Regions from separate parts of the Homo sapiens genome. Here region 1 is linked to region 2. Evidence: read pairs that join two places in POLR2A ChIA-PET (ENCODE). Cell type or tissue: A673. All regions are shown on one strand. Each heading gives the region's core, and the rest is flanking DNA. Links, peaks and the distances in the headings are about the cores only.

Region 1 (4,335 bases), core at 316-4,315, 200 kb before region 2:
CTAAGTTGATTCCCTGTCACTGCTGTTGTGAATAGTCCAACGACGAACATACAAGCGCATGTGTCTTTTTCATATAATGATCTATTTTCCTTTGGGTATATACCCAGTAATGGGATTGCTGGGTTGGATGGTAGTTCTAAGTTCTTTAAGAAATCTCTAAACTTTTCTTTAAGAAACTTCCACAGTGGCTGAACTAATTTACATTCCCACCAACAGTGTATAAGCGTTGTTTTCTCTATAGCCTCACCAGCACTGTTATTGACTTTTTAGTAATAGCCATTCTGACCAGTGTAAGATGGTATCTCATTGTGATTTTGATTTGCATTTCTCTAATGATTAGTGATGAGGAACATATTAAAATTTTCCTCATTTTAATTAGTGATGAGGAACATATTGAAATGTTCCTCATTTGTTGGCTGCTTGTACGTGTTTTTTTGGGAAGTGTCTGTTCATGTCCTTTGCCCATTTTTTAATGGGGTTATTTGTTTTTCGCTTATGGAAGGGATGTTGGATTTTATCCAAAGCTTTTTCTGTATCTATTGAGATGATCATATAGTTTTTGCTTTTAATTCTGTTTATGTGGTGAATCACATTTATTGATTTGTGTATGTTAAACCAGCCTTGCATCCCAAGAATAAAGCCCACTTAAGCACAGTATATTAACTTTTTGATGTGCTGCTGGATTTGGTTTGCTAGTATTTTGTTGAGGATTTTTGTGTCTATGTTCATCGGGGATATTGGCCTGAAGTTTTCTTTTTTTGTTATGTCTCTGCCAGATTTTGGTATTAGGCAGATGCTGGCTTCACAGAATGAGTCAGGTAGGATCCCCTCCTTTTCAATTTTTTTGTAATACTTTCAATAGGATTGGTGTCATTACTTCTTTGTATGTCTGGTATAATTCAGTGTGAATCCATCTGGCCCTGAGCTTTCCTTGGTTGGTAGTTGTTTTCATTACTGATTCAGTTTCAGAGCTCAATATTGGTCTATTCAGCATTTCAATCTTTTCCTACTTTAGTCTTGGGAGATTGTGTGTTTCTAGGAATTTATCCATTTCCTTTAGATTTTCTCATTTGTGTGCATATATTTGTTCACAGTATTCTCTAAGAATCTTTTCTAATTTCTGTGGATTGGTTGTAATGTCATCTTTGCCATTTTTGACTATACTTATTTGGATCTTCTCTTTTTGTGTGTTAATGTAGCTAGTGGTCTAATGATCTTGTTTATTTTTATTTTTTTGAAAAACCAACTCTTGATTTCATTGATCTTTTGTATGGATTTTTGCATCTCAATTTCATTCAGTTCTCTAATTTTTACTTCTTTTCTTTGACTGGCTTTGGGGTTGGTTTGTTCTTTTTTTCTAGTTCCTTTAGGTGAAGTTAGTTTGTTAATTTGAGATCTTTCTATCTTCTCGATGAAGCCATTTAGTGCTAGAAACTTTCCTCTTAACACTGCTTTAGCTGTATCTCAGAGATTCTGGCAATAGGTTCCCCATATTCAGGGTTTCTTCTACTTTAAACCGCACCCCTCGTCCTTCTCCACCGGTTCAAAAACTGCTCCAACCAGTCAAACCTCCCCTGCCATTCTCCCTCTCCGGGAAGTGGCCAGGGTTAAAGGCATTGCTCACGTTCATGTCCCCTTCTCCATGTCTGATTTGTGGCAGATAGAACAGCTTCTGGGATCTTTCTCTAAAAATCCCTCTCATTATCACAGGGAATTCCTGCATATAACTCAATCCTTTCATTTAACTTGGCATAACATTTATATAATTCCAAAATCCACCCTTACCTTTAATAAAAAAGAGTGCTCAGCTTAATTAAAATGGATATCCAAGAAAGTATATTCAAAAGTCCTTTATGTTTTTCTCTTCATAAATCTTGTTTTCCTGAAAAAAGTTTTTTTCTCAGCCAAAATTACATTTCTCCACTCTGTCTTGCCACTTTTAGTGCATGTTTATAGAAACTTAACAATGTCTTTATTAATAATTTTATTATAAAATTTCATAAACCATGTTTTTCAAAATAAATTTGTATCAAATCCAGCTTCCCAAAAATGCTAATAGTTAAGTATATCAATGTACTAAGTAAATCATTCACTCATACCCACTGGGAAAATTTAATGTTACTGCCCTTCACAGTGAAAAAAAAATCTTTCATTTTAAAAATTAAATTTAAAAATGTTACATAAGTTGGCACTTCAGTAGTGTATACACTAGCATTAGTTTATACACTACTTTTGCCACTGGGGAATTCAAGTTAAAATGCCCCTCTGTCATATAGCTCTAAAATACATCTTTCATTCATAATTTCTGCTCATACAATTAAATAGTTTGGGTCATTTTCATTTATACTATAAAACAAAAGCAAACTAGTCCAGTTTAATTTTTTATACTTAAAATACTGCACATTTTCTGTATATGAGTCATTCAGATTAGTATCTACGTAGGTTCAGTCAAATCCAACCATAAATTCAAGTTATTATACTATATAAGCCTATAAAATACATAGAAGTATTATTACGTTGCCTTTATAACAAAACCCAAGAGTCTGTTTCAATTTATAAATTCAGCATTTAAGCAAAAAGATTTTAGTTCCCAAAGTTCTAAAAAAATGACAAAACAATAAGGAAAAAAGGAACCAGGGCTTAGTGCCGCATATTTTTCTCTTGGGGTTGTAAGGTAGTCTCCTTCTTTTCAGAACACTTTATTATATTTCACTTATAGACCTAACTTTCTGTGTTGAAGTATAATTCTCATGCTGAAGCTCTAACCTAAAAAGGCAAAAAAAGTTGTCTTCATTGTACAAACATATTCATCGCTTTAACAAGATAATAAGGGAACAAAATTTAGAATGCAAGCTAAGTAAGAATACTATCTCTATAAACATGTCCCTAAGATAAACCATAATTGGCAGCTAATTTACCTGTCTAGAAAATCTCAGTTCCCACCAGCAAAAATATCCTCAGTGGCTAGTGCACCTTAAGAAAAATCTGGCATACTAAATAAATAATGTTAACGTGGGAGCCAGAAGCTACCCAGCCTTGCCTTTAGACTCCTCTGTGACTACAACAATAAAGCCAGCACTTTTAAAACTAGTAAGCATTCACATGTCGGTATCATAAAGAGTATTGCCCAACTAAACTTTGCTCCCACCTGTTCAGTAGTTACTTATTTCTACCTAAGCACTCACCTTGCGATTTTACCCAAGTGTTTAAAATTGAAAAAACAGCATTATATTTCAGAGCTACTTCGCCCAAATTACAAAATGAGTCAGTGTTTTTAGTTTCAAGTCACACACAAAAAAACTTAACACATTTTACCTTAAAGTTAAAAATTGCTAAAAGTTATCATTATAACATGTAATTAAAACTGCTAAACATGGATTTGCATGCAAGGTGTATAAAAACAGTAAAAAGTGTTTTTAGTTAAAAATTATAAAAAGGCATAAAAATGTACATTTTGCTGAAGAATAATAAATTGTCTTAAAATTAAATAAAATAAAGTGAAAGGTTTAGGCAAATTGTAAAAACATCATAAAAATTAATTCTGCAAATAAAACTCTTGTGTGTTAACACATTAACTAAACTCAAAAGAGTATTATATGCTTTTTTTCTGTAAATTAAACACTAAAATAAAAGCACCACAAGATTTTCTTAAAATGCTAATCTACTCTTTAGCAAAACTTGTCAAGGGTTATAATGGGCATATAAAAATCTCACTTCATAGTCAAACTCATTAAAATTAAATAAAATTATCTATAAGGTTTCATTAAAATTAAAGTTAACATTAATAGCAAACTAATGAAAGGGTAAAATTTAACTTTCTCTCTTAAACAAAATTTTCCTGTAATACAAAAGGCTAATAAATGGTTTTTGCTTTTCCAGATTGTTATCTCATCATTTTAGCAAAACAAAACAAACAGAAAAAAACTTAACGGTAATCTAAAATTCTATTTCATAATATCGAGGGTTTTAAATTTTAAACATATTTAACAGTCTTCCCCAAATCAAACTTTAGTCTCGAGGTTGTCTTTCCTAACCCCTGGCTTTTCGGTGCTGCACAAAACCCCTAAACCATCCAAAAAGAGGTAAACAGAATTATTTAGCAACATAAAATTTCCAAAAGACTGTCTAATAGGTTATATTCTAAGGAATAATACTAACATATGTTCCAAAACTGTATGGGATGTCTAAGGTTCTTATGTCTAAATATGTGCTATTAATCACACTTAAAGTTGTTATGTTGGGTTATTGTAAACCACAAAAACAACCACATTTCTTTGTCAATTGTGTTTCTAACAGTATCCAAACTAGACATTTTGTTATTTACAGACAATTTTT
Region 2 (4,458 bases), core at 249-4,248:
CTTCCTCGTTCTGACCTTAGCCTCCCTCCTGCTCCTTCAAGAATCCTGTTTGCTGCGGCTCCTATTCCAAGGCCACTCTCCAGCCCCAGGCTCAGAGACAACCATCCCTAGTTCAAGCACACTTCAGTTGAAACCAGTCCAACCCACATTTGTCTAAGGGGAAATGGAGTTGATAGGCTGAAGTAAGCGGAGCCTCCAATGTGGGCTCCAGGCCCAGCTGATGCCAGGGCCTCTGCTGCTGGGGGGACCCTGATCCTTGGCTTCTTGGTCTCACTTCCCTCCACATGGGCCTGTCTCAGCAGCTCCAGGCTGCACTGCTTGATGCTGATGGGCCCAGCAGGGGCCCTGGCTGGCTGCTGGCTGGTCCTGCTAGTGTCACAAGCTCATCTCTGACCCATTTGCTGTGGCCAGGGGCAGGTGGGCCACTGACAGCCAGGCCTGGGCCAGCCCTGGAAAGGGAGAAGAGTTGACCTTGCTGAATCTCATGAACAGAGTGGGGAGGGAAGTCCCCAGCACAAAACCAGAGTGTTGTCATTGTTACCAGAAGGGCACAGGAGGATACTGGTGAGCATGCAGCCCGCCCCACCTCTGCCTGCAGAGGAGGAAGCAGAGGGCGGAGCAGCTCACCCAAAGCAGTGCTGGGTCCTCAGCAGAGCAGAATTCACACCCAAGTTTCCTCGCTTACAGCCACGCTGGTTCAGGGCTGGGCCTCTGAGGAGGATCCCAGGCAGTGGAGGAGTGGGTCCCTGTGGGCGGGACTCAAGGTCTGGGGCTGTGATTCAGGCTGGTCTTCCAAGAGAGGCAGAGGTTTGGGAAGAAGGCAGTGTCTAGACCACCCTGGTGGAGCCAGCTCAGGATGGAGATGGCAGCAAGTGGCATAGGAATTCCTTCCACCACTGACACCCTCAGTCTGGGGAGGGGCTTCGGTCTGGCAGAGCTTCCCAAAGCCTTGGCCTCACATCTTTGCCTCTGCCTTTAATTGCCCCATCCTCACCACAAATCACCCTGTCTGGGGCAACCTTCCTTGGAGGCTTCTCCAGCTCTTTGGTTAGTGGCAGCATATGCAGTACACTTCACAGCTAACAAAGCCCTTTGCAGAGGCCTCCTGAGCCCTCAGCATGTGCTGAGAGGCCGCAGTCTGTTCCCCGCTCTGTAGATGAGGACATGCTGCTCAGAGACCAGCAAAGCTCCAGAGCTGCGCCGAACACTTGCCTCTCAGAACCGTGTTGGCCATGTCCCAGTTTCCCTGAGCTGTGACTGAGCCCATGGCAGGGTCCATGACACCCCCACCTAGGCTGGTGTGAATGAGGTGCTGGGCTTTGCAAGGCAGGCTAAAGCTCTGCCAGCACTGTGAGTGCTGACCAGCCAGGCCCTGCTGTTTGTTGGCAGCAAAAACTACTCCCAATCCGGAAAATGGCAAGGTAGTGGGAATTTGGGAGAATCTGCTACCTCCTCTATAGAGAAGGCTTTAAGACCCCAGGAAGGGGGAGGAGGTAGAGAGGGACCCAATACAAGGTGGGAAGTGCGAGCCTGCAGGAAGAGCTGGGGCAGGACACAGCTGAGGCACACGGAGGGCAGTGCTGCCTGGCACTCACCTGTACCCGTGTTGGCTGCCACAGGGTCCTTATTGTCCTTGCACCTGCATGACTGTAGGAGCCTGCTGCCCCCTGGCTTGGGAGTGAGGAATGTAGGGTCAGGGTCCTGGAGGTCCCAACAGTGACCAGTGGCTAGGTGGGTACAGGCCAGCCACTGCGAGGAGCCAGGACACAGTCCCCATGCTGGCACAGAGACAAAAAAGAACAGTGTCTTAAACAGGAGACTGTCTCTCTCCCTCTGGCCTCCCACCTGCTGAGTGTCAGGGATGGGGATGGTAACCCAGTGTGGGGCCCAGGCTCCTCCCACTTTGTGGCTCTGCCATTGCTCAGTCACAGCCCTCACTCGCGTGGCCCAAGATGACTCAAACACACACACACACACACACACACACACACACACACGGGCTCCAGCCCCTGGGGAGAGGAAGGAGGGCAGGAAGGCACAGAGCTGCTCTATAAGGGAATCCGGCAGAAGGAGTCATCATCAGCCCAGGGTGTGATGTCTCCCTGCCAGCAGGTTGGGAGCCTGGAGACCTGCAGGCTAAGCCCTGCTCTAACTGGCTGCAGAGATCTGAGCAAGTCACCACCCTCCACCGGTCTCTGCTTTCTCCTCTGCACCAAGAGTTCAGCCAAAACAGCCTTTGGGGGGTCTTGAGTGGAGGACTCTTAACTTACAGCTCTTTGGGGGCAGATGGGACAATGCCTTGGGGAAGGACAGATGGTTTGGGCTGCTAGGCCTCCCTGGGCTATGGCATGAGGAAGGGGGCAGACCATTGACATAGCCCTGGAACTTCCAAGCTTTCTTAGAAAAACATCTGTGGACCACCAGATAATATAATAGGTAATTTTACTGAGTGCTTCCTGTATCCCAGGCACACAGCTGAGAGCTAACATTCGAGCAATTACTGAAGGCCGGGCACTGTTCTGAGTGCTCTACAACTTCCACCTCACCTAACATATAATCTCCCGCTAGGCAGGCGCTATTGCTATTGCCATGGGCATGGTGAACCCATAAAACAAGAACCAGCCGCCATGAAAAAGGAGCACTCAGAAAACGAGAGATGATTCCTGGAAATGTAATGCTTGATGATATCCATGCAAACTCAATCCAAAGACTGAAGAGCAGAATGGACACACCAAAGGAGCCAAATAAAACGACAGATGGAAATCATGAGAATATTCCACAGCCAAGGCTTCAGTGTCCACTGGAAAGGAATTGAGTTCCCATTCAGAAGGGAAGACAGGTCCAAATCACCTCCCCAGCCCCAGCCTGCCCTCCCCAGCTGAATCTGGCTGGCGGGCATTGATGGGTGACAGGGAGTTAATGAGTCACTCCTGCCTGGTTAAAGTCCTCAAAGTTTAACACATGTTTTTCAGGCCAACCTTGGCCCTGAAGTTCCCATCCCCTTTCCCCAAGGTGCCCGTCCCGTAAGCCCAGCAGACTGGGGTCACCGGCTGTCACTCAGCTCCAAGCTGCCCAAAAGGAACCAAGGGTGGGCCATGGCTCAGCACATGAGGGGGAAGCTTCACACACAAGGAGGGGCCTCAGAGGGCAATGAGATGGCACCACCCACCCAGCCCGATACCAGGCACTTCCACACAATCAGGATAACACCAGTCCGAGTAGCATGAAGACAGAGCATGCCAATGGCCAGTCCTTACACTGGGAAATGTTCAACCTCACCACTGATCAAAGAAACACAAATGCAAACAAGATGCTATTTTCATCCAATTGACAGGGATATTCTGGAATTATAACACTGTTGGAAAGAGGTTAAATAGGTACATTTCCAGAAAACAACCTTGCACTAGAGCCCTGAGCCGGTAAGTCTATGTTCAGAAACTGATTCAAAGAAATTCAGATTTGCAGCCAGATTTATGCACAAACTTGTCCTTTCCGATATGACTTGCCATTGAGAAAAAAATGGAAACTAGTTAATGACCAACAAAAGGAAAACTGGTCATAAACTATGTCCCGTGCATGCAATGGAACATCATTTATCTATTTAAATCAGGTTTTTAAGACTACTTGATGAAAGTTAAAACTCTATATAGGAATTATTCTAGATATGATTTTGCAAGGAAAATTTATTCATAGAAAAAAATTAGAAAGAAATCAATACAGAAATATTCAAGTTAATGATTTTTCAAATATTTATGTTGAATAGTGGGATGACAAGTGCTCTTTCTTTTTAGCATTACATATTTTGCTTTTTCAGATTTTTTACAATGAACATGTATTACTTTTATAAACAGAAAAAAATGGTTTGCTTTATGTTTGTTTTGATTGTGCAACTTAGTTATTATTTTGCAATAGTTTTTCTGTAAATTTTCTCACTGACCAAACCATCAGAATATACAGACAAGTATAAGAAGAAAACAATTATTGATAACCACATTATTATTAATATTTTCTTGCTATATTACCAAAATGGGAACACATCATACATACTGCTTTGGAGGCTTTTTTAAAAATTATAGTTAAAGGCCAGGCATGGTGGCTCATGCCTGTAATCCCAGCACTTTGGGAGGCTGAGGCGGGAGGGTCACGAGGTCAGGAGATCAAGACCATCCTGGCTAACACGGTGAAACCCTGTCTCTACTAAAAAAAATACAAAAAATTAGCCAGGCATGGTGGTGGGGGCCTGTAGTCCCAGCTACTGGGGAGGCTGAGGCAGGAGAATGGCGTGAACCCGGAGGCGGAGCTCTCAGTGAGCCGAGATCGCGCCACTGCACTCCAGCCTGGGCGACAGAGTGAGACTCCGTCTCAAAAAAAAAAAAAAAATTATGGTTAAAGACACATTAAAAAATTTACCATCTTAACCATTTCTAAGTGTACAGTAGGGTTAATTATATTCACATT

What was found. Peaks named below come from ENCODE experiments on the same cell type or tissue, not always from the same donor. Only the 100,000 strongest peaks of a DNase experiment are listed, where the experiment ranks them.
Region 1: POLR2A ChIA-PET joins it to region 2 with 5 read pairs; 1 of 35 experiments calls an interaction of 5 or more read pairs at or near these places.

The regions. Positions count from the first base shown.
Region 1 is chr3:126,164,631-126,168,965 of GRCh38, forward strand. The region is part of intron 1 of ALDH1L1 (aldehyde dehydrogenase 1 family member L1); the gene reads right to left. The region is part of intron 2 of LOC105374083 (a long non-coding RNA gene); the gene reads left to right. Among named protein-coding and RNA genes, the nearest start is that of ALDH1L1-AS2, 13 kb to the right of the region's middle. In A673, for the core only: no CTCF peak of the experiment used is centred there; no DNase peak of the experiment used is centred there; H3K4me3 peaks cover 2,032 bases; H3K27ac peaks cover 2,186 bases.
Region 2 is chr3:126,364,485-126,368,942 of GRCh38, forward strand. No RefSeq gene overlaps it. Among named protein-coding and RNA genes, the nearest start is that of KLF15, 9.3 kb to the left of the region's middle. RefSeq lists a silencer at 454-523. In A673, for the core only: no CTCF peak of the experiment used is centred there; a DNase peak (open chromatin) is centred at 1,987.